3 separate regions of the Homo sapiens genome follow, and all the other regions are linked to region 3. Evidence: chromatin contacts called from ENCODE Hi-C or POLR2A ChIA-PET data. All regions are on one chromosome and are shown on one strand. The core of a region is the stretch at or near the end of the contact, and the rest is flanking DNA. Distances in the headings are between cores, read along the strand shown.

Region 1 (3,168 bases), core at 47-2,546, 150 kb before region 3:
GCTGATGCCAAGCATCCTCACTTGCGGAGGGCAGGAGGTGAGGGCACCAATATGGGGCCATTGGTAACCTCTAACCACAAGTGCGTGCAGTTGGCTTCAAGGCACCATTGAGAATTGCTGGTTCCCAGTGTGACACAGTGTGGCACAAGGGAACAAGGTGGATCTACTGTTATCCTACCCGAAACCCTCTCCTCTAGGTTGTCAGCAAAAAAGTCCACTTGGGAAGAATATTTCGGGACTGCGCCCAGCCGTCTGTGGGGCGGAGACGGGCTGTCTCCACCTGTGAACCCCCCCATGCCCCACCCGCCCCTGCCGAGCCTTCTCCAAGAGCCGCACCAGCGCTGAGAAGCCTAGAACAGAGCCTGCTGGTTTGGGGCCCCCATTTCCGCGGGTGTGGACATCACAGAGGTCGGGAGCATTGGGGGCGACTAGTTTGTTTTCTGCTGCACTGGGGAAGCCTCTTGAAGTAGGAAGTTCCTGACTCACCGGCTCCGGGGAGGCCACAAGCCTGTGGGGCCGGCTCCTCCAGCGGGTCAGGAAATACCGGCCCGCCCCACGCCCTCCACCCGCCCTGGGCACGCCCGGGCCTGGGAGGCGGCTCCTCCGTCCGCAGAGGTGGTGGGGACCCCTGGCGGGAGCAGACGGCAGAGCGCAGCAGTGGAGGGAGCAAGAAGGGCCCCCTGCGATGAGGAACGAGATGGCGGTGGACAGAGGCAGGATTCGGTCGTGCCCCCAGCTTTTTTTAAATTGAAGCGAAAGACTCAGAAATCGTGAAATGTATGGGACAGCCTGGAAGCTCCACTTTGAACTGCTGCTGCCAGAGAAGGATGGTGGGAAAGAGCCACCATCCAGACGGGTTCCCTGGCTCTGCGCACTCGCCTGGGGGAGGCCTCCTTTTCCCTGGTCCTAAAACGCTTTCCCGATAGGGGAGGCAGGGATCTGTGTTGCCAGCGCCCTCTGAGACCCGGGATGAGCGTGTGAAGGCTGCCAGCAGGCACGTGGCAGCCCCTTGGTGTGTCAGCTGCTTCTCCAGGGTCCCACTGAGTGCCCATTCGGCCTTGACTTGAGCACTCCTGCCTCCCGTTAGACCTCCAGATGGTATAGTGACCTCCGCCGGGGACATCTCCGGACCACAAAAGGTACAGAAGAAGCAGAGGAAGGACCCTATCCTTGTCCTCAGAGCTAAGGGGCCGAAAGCTGTGGGAGGAAACACGGACCCACTGTCCCCGTCGGGGATGGGGAAGGCTCCCTTCCTCCCTGCGGCACCTGCTGGACGGACGTCTCAGCCTAGGACAGGGCCGCATCCCTTCAGTCCGCACAGCCCCTGGCTGCCACGCTGTGCCGAGCCCTGCCCTTGAGAACCTGTTTCCAGTTCCAGCTCTCCACAGGCCCCCTCATCTAGGCTGGTCCCGGGTCAAATCGAAGGAAGGAATGGAGGCTGCACCCTGAGAAACCCTGGGACACCCTTCCAGAACATACATTGCCTAGGCTGTCTACTGCTCCTAGCTTTCCCCAAAGGCGTGTGTTTCTTCTGCGCCCAGCTCACCCTTGCTCCGTCCAGGTAGCAGGTGTCTCTCTGTGTAGGTGAAGTTGCAGAAGGGACGAGCCAGAGGGGGCTGTGATTCCGAAACCTCTGCTCACTTCCCCCAAGGCTCTCTGGGGCTCAAAATTAGGTAGCATTAAGACCCTCAGGATAATTTATGTTTGCACTGAATTTAAAACAGAACAAAGGTAGGAACTACACTTTTTGGGTGGCTGCGCCTTGCAAATGTATTCGGATGCAGGTTTGTGAGCAGCGCCATGGCCGACAGAACCACAGGCAGGCGGCAGGTCTCCTGCAGCCTCCCCCACGGTGCAGGGGCGCCTTTCCGGCTCCTCTAAGAAGCGCTGCTGAAGCCACGCCCTGGCTTAGCGCGGAGGAGGAGCCACCGTGGGGCACCGTGGGGAGCGAGGCCTGAGCCCCGCCTCCCCAGTCACCGAGCACTTCCTGTCCCTGCTCAGTAATCAAGCACAGACTTCAGATCTTGGCATCTCAGTCTGAACTCCTTAAAAGCCAGGTATTTTAAAAGAAACGTTTTAAGGCAAATTGGTACCTATTTCCAGCCCACCTTTCTGTAGTGCAAGAACTGTCTCCAAACCTCCTAAATAAATCTTCCAGACAAAACTTTCATTCTCATTTTCCATGTTCAATGTCAATCACGTGGATTGACACATATCTAACCTTCAAATGTAAACAAAGCCAAAAATATTGCTTAGAGATTCCCACATAAAGACAAAGGTTGCTTTTTCCTCTTCCGGGAACGCTGTCTACAGGCACTCAGCATGGCCCAGTTTCCCAAACCGTCATAGGCTTTCCTAGAATACAGCCTCTAACAGCACTAGGCCGGCCCGAACCCCTGGGAAGAGAATCGTTTACCTTTATACCAAGATTGGGAAACTGCCAAAGTCTGCACATGGCATGGGCCTGGGCTGACTCCGAGGGGTTTGTGCTGTGAGACCTAAAGCTCCTATGAGACTGCCCCAAAGCAAAAACATGTCAGCAAGCGGCCAGGCGTGGTGGCTCACGCCTGTAATCCCAGCACTTTGGGAGGCTGAGGCAGAAGGATCACTTGAGCCTAGGAGTTCGAGGCCAGCCTGGGCAACACAGTGAGACCCTGTCTACAAACAAAAAACCCATCAGCAGTGCATCTGGTGCTTCTGTGTGAACGTGTTCCCGACAGGATCAAGTGTGCCTTCCTCATCAAGGAGCAGAAAGTTGCTGGGAAGGTGTTAAGGGCAGGAGCACAGTCAGAAAGCTCAATTTTAAAATGATGTTTTGGCCGGGTGTGGTGGCTCATGCCTGTAATCCCAGCACTTTGGGAGGCTGAGGCAGGCAGATCACAAGGTCATGAGATCGAGACCATCCTAGCTAACACCGTGAAACCCCGTCTCTACTAAAAATAAATAAAATAAAAAATAAAATTAGCCAGGCGTCGTGGCACATGCCTGTAGACCCAGCTACTCCAGAGGCTGAGGCAGGAGAATTGCTTGAACCCCAGGAGGCAGAGGTTGCAGTGAGTTGAGATTATACCACTGCACTCCAGCCTGGGCAACAGAGTGAGACTCTGTCTCAAAAAATAATAATAAAATGAAGCTTTTTTCAGGAAAAAAAAAAAAAAAAAAGGCGGG
Region 2 (2,917 bases), core at 27-2,526, 130 kb before region 3:
TGATGGGCTCCGGTCACCCTCCCGTTTCTCATCCGTGTCACTCGAATCTGAGTCCCGAGCCTCCGTCAGCGCCACCGTGGCCACCACCGGCTCCTTGAGCTCCTCGTGCAGCTGGTCCATCAGGCAGCGAAGGAACTCTTGGGTGTCCTAGAACCAGGGGCTGCATCAACAGGGCTCCCCTGGAGGCAGGAGGAACCAGTCTCCAGCGCCCTGTGGCTGATGAGAGCGCCAGCCTCCATCTAGGAGGACCTCATGGGCGCCCCCTGCAGAAGAGTTGCTCACCCCCACAGCGGCCTCCCATGGCAGTCTGTCCTAACCCCATTCTTCTGAGGATAACAGTGAGGACTGGAGAGGCTAAAGGACACCTACCAGGACACACAGCTAGAAAGTGTCAGAGCCAGGTATGCACCTGGGTCCATGCAACTCCCCGGCTCCGGCTCTGAATCTCCTGCCTCTGCTGCAAGCTCAGCACGGGAGGGACAGAGAGGCAGTACCACATTAAGCCCGAGCCACCTTTCTCCCTACAGATGAGACCAGTGGAGGTGGGCAGGGGGGTGGCGGAAGGATGAGGGAGTGTGATGCCAAAAGAGGACTCACCCGAGTCCTGCCCCAAGCCACGCTACCCACAGGCCAGACTGCCTGCATGCTCTACCCTTCCTCTGGCTCCCCCTGCTCCCTCAGTCCCTGTGCCAGCCCCCACATACCCTCACTGCCTGCTCTCACCTTCCCACAGACCTGGTCATGACTCAGTCTAAGCTGCCCCTGCAGGCTGCCTGGGTCTCAAATCCCAGCAATGACCATTTTATCCTGACCACTCTGTGACTGGGCCACCAGCACAGCAGGAAGCCAAGGCAGCAGGGGCTCGGGCAGAGGCGCCCAGTGAGCCCCACTGAGATCTGTGTGCTCACACAGGGGGTGCACTGGGAGGTCAGAACGTGGTGGTGGCAGCAGACCCCAGCAGCTAGCGGGTGCTCGGGTGGTGCTGGGCATTGGAGAAGGACTTGGGTTCCGAGCCCAAATCAGCCCCAGCAGTCCCTGACCTGGTTGTTAGAAGCAGCCCTCAGCCCAGGCTCTGATCCCCAGGAGGCAGGGGTCACGTAGCAGCCAGAGCCAGCCTCATGTCACACATCTGGGAAGAGGATCCCGGCTCTCTCCACTCATGTGCAGGGAAGGGAGGGCTCAGGAGGGACTCCCCAAGGCAAAGTGTCAGGCTCCAAGATCAGAGGAATGAACCACGAGGTTACATTGCATCAGGGAGGGGACACGTGTCCTGTGGCAGGCACGATCAAAGGCCCTTTCAAGAAGAGGCTTTCAATCTGCCATCTACTTCTCTTTCTGGTTCTTCCTTTCAACAAAAGTACTATGTGTTCCTTGCCAAAATCTCAATCCATGCAGAAGCACAAAAGAGTCTTTTGGCCCTTAAGAGGCGCCCGCAGCTGCGTCTACAGTTCAGCCTCAGAAGTGTCCCCACACGATATCCTAAAACCACAGAAAGGGATGCTTCTGCCGGAGCCCAGATGGAGTCCTGCCGCAGCGCATGGCCCTCCGTAACGGCATCCTGACCCAGAGCTGAAAGCCGGCAGGGCGCCTTGCACACAGTCAGGGTGGTGCTGTGCTGAGGGATGGGCTCAGGTAGGCCTGAATGCCATCTCTGCCAGGATGTGCTGTGTGACCTGGGTGAGGGGTAGAACCTCTCTGAGCCTCAGCTCTTTACCTGTAACGTGTGGGTGACAACAGTGCCCACTTTGTGAGACTTCTATGAGGACTAAGTTGTGACCACTTAAATGGTGCTCAGTGAATTTTAGTCATTGTGCATGTTATCACTCCCCAAAAAGAGAGGTGTCCAGGCAGTGCTGAGCTTCTCAAGCAGGAGCCAAAGGCCCAGCAGACTTCATCCTGGGACGGGACAGCAGGCAGGGGGTAGAGGGCGGAAGTTGTCCCCACATGACTGCCACTCCGTCCATGGTGCTCATTTCAGGCAGCACAAGAGGTGACCCAGCCAGGTCCAGCTCTGCCTGCAGGCCTGGCATGAAAGCCCAGGCTGTGGGCCATCTGGGGCAGGAGGCTGGAGGGCAGGAGCCATCAGCCCGGGGCTGAGGTGTACGCGTGGCTGCACTCTGTCTTGGTCTCATTATTTTATAAAATAGAAAAATGTGATTGGTTTCAAAAGGGTTCTCTAGATTTAAAAAAAATTTTTAATCAAACTTTTTACTTTAATAAAAGTGAAATTTTGCCTGTGGTTTGGGGAAATGAAACCCTGTGTCATTTTGGGTGCAACGCGGAGGCCCTGCAGCAAGGTTGCCTGGGTTCAAATCTCCCCTCCGCCGGGTGCAGTGGCTCATGCCTATAATCACAGCACTTTCGGAGCCTGAGGTGGGACGACTGCTTGAGCCCGGGAGGTCGAGGGTGCAGTAAGCCATGACTGCACCACTGCACTCCAGCCTGGGTGACAGAGTGAGACCCTGTACCCACCCTCCCCCACAAAAAAAAGAATTCCCCTCCACCATTTACTAGCTGTGTGGCCTGTGCAAGTGGCTCGGCCCCTGAACCTCAGTCTGTCCATCTGTGAAGTGGGGTTAAATGTCAGCAGGTTGCTGGGAGGCTCCACTGTCCTCACACGTGTGAAGGGCTTAGGAGTGAGAGCCTGGTCCGTGAGACCTGCCAACCAGTGCTCAGCTGCCATTGCGATTTTCCACTCTGGTTTTGGCGTCAAAGTCAGGCCTGGTGGGTCATGGCCTTGGGTGTCCCCTGGGCAGCTCAGATGGCTTACCTGCTGGGCATAGCCTCGGAACATTGGGTTGACCAACTTGATCCCATGAGACAGACTGGTGGGGACCACGTAGCTTGGCCTGTAGGAAGCCCAAACCCATTAGTCCAGGTAGCCTGCCTTGAGCTGCTCATTCCCGAGAGAAGCAGG
Region 3 (2,816 bases), core at 285-2,784:
GGAGACTCTATTTAAGATTCCCAAACCTAATGATCATCTGAATCCCGGGCTAAGAATGCAGACTTTTCAGACTGACCCCAGAAATTCTGGCCCAGCCAATCTAGAGGCAAGCCTGGCCATCTGTATTTTTTTTTTTCCAAGACAGAGTCTTGCTCTGTTGCCCAAGCTGGAGTGAAGTGGTACAATCTGGCTCACTGCAGCCTCCGCCTCCCGGGTTCAAGCGATTCTCCCGCCTCAGCCTCCTGAGTAGCTGGGATTACAGGCGCGTATCACCATACCCAGCTAATTTTTGTATTTTTAGTAGAGACGGGTTCACCATGTTGCCCAGGAGGGTCTCGAACTCCTGGCCTCAAGTGATCCACCGGCCTCGGCCTCCCAAAGTGCTGGGATGACAGGCATGAATCACTGTGCTCAGCCACCATCTGGAGTTTTAAAAGGCTCCCATGTGAGTCCCTGTGATGGCCAGGCCAGGGGACCCCTGCCAGTTCTCTGTGGAAGCAAGGCTGGGGTCTTGGGTTCCTGTATGGTGGAAGCTGGGTGAGCCAAGGACAGGGCTGGCTCCTCTGCCCCCGCTGACGCTTCCCTTGCCGTTGGCTTTGGATGTCTTTGCTGCAGTCTTCTCTCTGGCTCAGGTGTGGGTGGGAGGGGCCCACAGGAAGCTCAGCCTTCTCCTCCCAAGGTTTGAGTCCCTCCAAAGGGCAGTGGGTGGAGGACCGGGAGCTTTGGGTGACCAGCCACTCAAAGGAACTTTCTGGTCCCTTCAGTATCTTCAAGGTTTGGAAACTGCAAATGTCCCCTTGATGGGGAATCCGTGTGTGTGTGTGTGTGTGTGTGTGTGTGTGTGTGTGTGTGTGTGTGTTTTCTCCTAGACCCGTGACCTGAGATGTGTGATTTTTAGTCATTAAATGGAAGTGTCTGCCAGCTGGGCCCAGCACCTCGTCTTGGGTTGCGCGTTCCTGGTGTTCCCTGCTGCCCAAGCTGGCCTGATGCTCCAGCGCGCTGGGCGTTCTTGCCGGTGACTGTCTACAGCCAGTTTGGCGGGACAAGATCTCTGGCGCAGACACCAACGCGCCCTGGCTGGGTGTTAATCACACAGCAAGCAGCAGCCTCCTGCCTCCCGTTGGGGCGGGTAAGGTGGCATCTGGCGAGGTGAGCCAGGAGCACCCAAATCCTGCCCCGGCCAGGTCACCCCTCCCTGCGGGGCTGCCCCGCCCGCGGGCTGCCATTATCAGCTCCGTCAACCAGGACACGGAGACTCCAGGAGGCCAGCGCCCGGAAGTGCGGGGCCAGGTCTGAAAGTCGGGGCTGCCAAAGTCCCTGGGCGGAGCCCCTGTGCTGCACGGCCTCACTTTCCCTGAACGCCCCCTCCCAGCACCCCGAGGCCGGAGCCCCTCTAACGGATGGGACCTGCCGTGCCGGGGGTTCTCCAGCAGCGCAGGGACCCCAGGCCCCGCCAGAAAGCGCCGTGAGGCCCCGGGTCCCGTTCGGAGCTGAGAGGGGAAACACTGCCCCCTGGTGGTAAGGGGACGCCTCTGTTTTTGGGCCGCGGCGGCTCTCGGGAGAGAAACGGGAAGGGCGCGATCCAGTATTGAGCACCTACTGCTTGCTAAGCGTTGGGCTGGGCATACTAGTTGGATTTTTTTCCAACTTATGTCTGTAATTCAAGCACTTTGGGAGGCCGAAGTTGGAAGATCTGAGCCCAGGGGTTTGAGACTAGCCTGGGCAACAGAGCTAGATCCCTTTTCTACCAAAAAAAAAAAAAAGAATTAGCCGGGTGTAATGGTGCCTGCCTATGGTCCCAGCTACTCGGGAGGCTGAGGCAGGAGGATCGCTTGAGCCTGGGAAGTTGAGGCTGCAGTGAGCCGAGATCCCACCACTGCACTCCAGCCCGGGCAACAGAGGGAAAATGTCTCAAAAAAAAAAAAAAAAAATCCCCAAAACAATCCGAGGCAGGAGGGATTTCCGCTTTCTAGATGAGGAAGGTGAGGGTTTTTAGATGAGAGAGGCAAGGTTCACAGGAAGGAGGCTTGTAGGGGGTGTCTCCTCACAGGGGAGAGGTGACTTGCCTGCTGTCCCTGGGCTCGGACAGTGTAAGGCCAGAGGGAGGACAGATCCCAGGGCAGGGGCCATCCAGGAGGCGAACCCAGCGTGCATTCTTGTTGTTGTTGTTGTTGTTGTTTGAGATGGAGTCTCACTCTGTCACCCAGGCTGGAGTGCAGTGGTGCCATCTCGGCTCACTGCAACCTCTCCTTCCCAGGTTCAAACCATTCTCCTGTCTCCGCCTCCCGAGTAGCTGGGATTACATACAGGCATGTGCCACCACACCCGGCTAATTTTTATATTTTTAGTAGAGACAGGGTTTCACCATGTTGGCCAGGCTGGTCTCGAACTCCTGACCTCAAGTGATCTGCCTGCCTCAGCCTCCCAAAGTGCTGGGATTACAGGAGTGAGCCACCGTGCCTGGCCACAGCAGCGTGCGCTTTTATATTTATATTTTCCTTCCTGGGGAAAGAGGGGCTCTGTGGGCAAAATAACCTGCTGGGAACCCACCGGACCCAGGTGAGCAGGGGCATCGGATGCCCATGGCAATACTGTGAACCTGGGGCGTGGGTGAAGGAGGCGGCCCCCACCACACTGGAGCCGCAGAGACCACGAGACCATGAGGTCCCCTGCCCGGCACCGCCCCTGTTCTGTCGGCTTGTGAGTGCCTCCTCAGGGTGGGGTGGTGCCCGATGCTGGGGTGGCAACCTCATCCTGCCCCCCGTCCCCATGCATGCAGCTCCAGCCTGGGGTGGGCGGGCTCCGCAGGACGGCGC

The links. A loop is a pair of places that touch in the nucleus more often than their neighbours do. ChIA-PET counts read pairs that join two places held with the same protein, here RNA polymerase II (POLR2A). Pooled maps may share reads with other maps.
Region 1: a loop to region 3 is called in a map of naive thymus-derived CD4-positive, alpha-beta T cell, with 9 times the contacts of the local background. The contact joins two enhancer-like sites. A Hi-C loop is called at or near these places in 2 of 168 maps with a recorded cell type or tissue (K562 and naive thymus-derived CD4-positive, alpha-beta T cell) and 10 of 50 pooled maps. POLR2A ChIA-PET finds 5 or more read pairs at or near these places in 6 of 52 experiments (CD4-positive, alpha-beta T cell, H1, Panc1 and 3 more).
Region 2: a loop to region 3 is called in a pooled map, with 4 times the contacts of the local background. The contact joins two enhancer-like sites. A Hi-C loop is called at or near these places in 5 of 50 pooled maps. POLR2A ChIA-PET finds 5 or more read pairs at or near these places in 4 of 52 experiments (WTC11, activated CD4-positive, alpha-beta T cell and activated CD4-positive, alpha-beta memory T cell).

What each region holds. Positions count from the first base shown.
Region 1 is chr9:129,883,324-129,886,491 of GRCh38, reverse strand. No RefSeq gene overlaps it. Among named protein-coding and RNA genes, the nearest start is that of MIR6855, 15 kb to the right of the region's middle. RefSeq lists a silencer at 467-716 and enhancers at 907-956, 1,007-1,688, 1,487-1,796, 1,788-2,082. Within about 2 kb of position 1,296, at least 36 of the 41 ENCODE cell types and tissues checked have a DNase peak (open chromatin) inside an H3K27ac peak, as active enhancers do; they include CD4-positive, alpha-beta T cell, where a contact is called at or near this core.
Region 2 is chr9:129,865,235-129,868,151 of GRCh38, reverse strand. USP20 (ubiquitin specific peptidase 20) reads right to left here. Exons shown (of 26, transcript NM_001110303.4): 10 at 2,771-2,849; 11 at 1-147. Among named protein-coding and RNA genes, the nearest start is that of MIR6855, 2.9 kb to the left of the region's middle. Within about 2 kb of position 1,276, at least 3 of the 41 ENCODE cell types and tissues checked have a DNase peak (open chromatin) inside an H3K27ac peak, as active enhancers do.
Region 3 is chr9:129,736,454-129,739,269 of GRCh38, reverse strand. It overlaps PTGES (prostaglandin E synthase), which reads left to right. Exons shown (of 3, transcript NM_004878.5): 3 at 1-921. Among named protein-coding and RNA genes, the nearest start is that of PTGES, 15 kb to the left of the region's middle. RefSeq lists an enhancer at 1,579-1,828. Within about 2 kb of position 1,534, at least 29 of the 41 ENCODE cell types and tissues checked have a DNase peak (open chromatin) inside an H3K27ac peak, as active enhancers do; they include CD4-positive, alpha-beta T cell, where a contact is called at or near this core.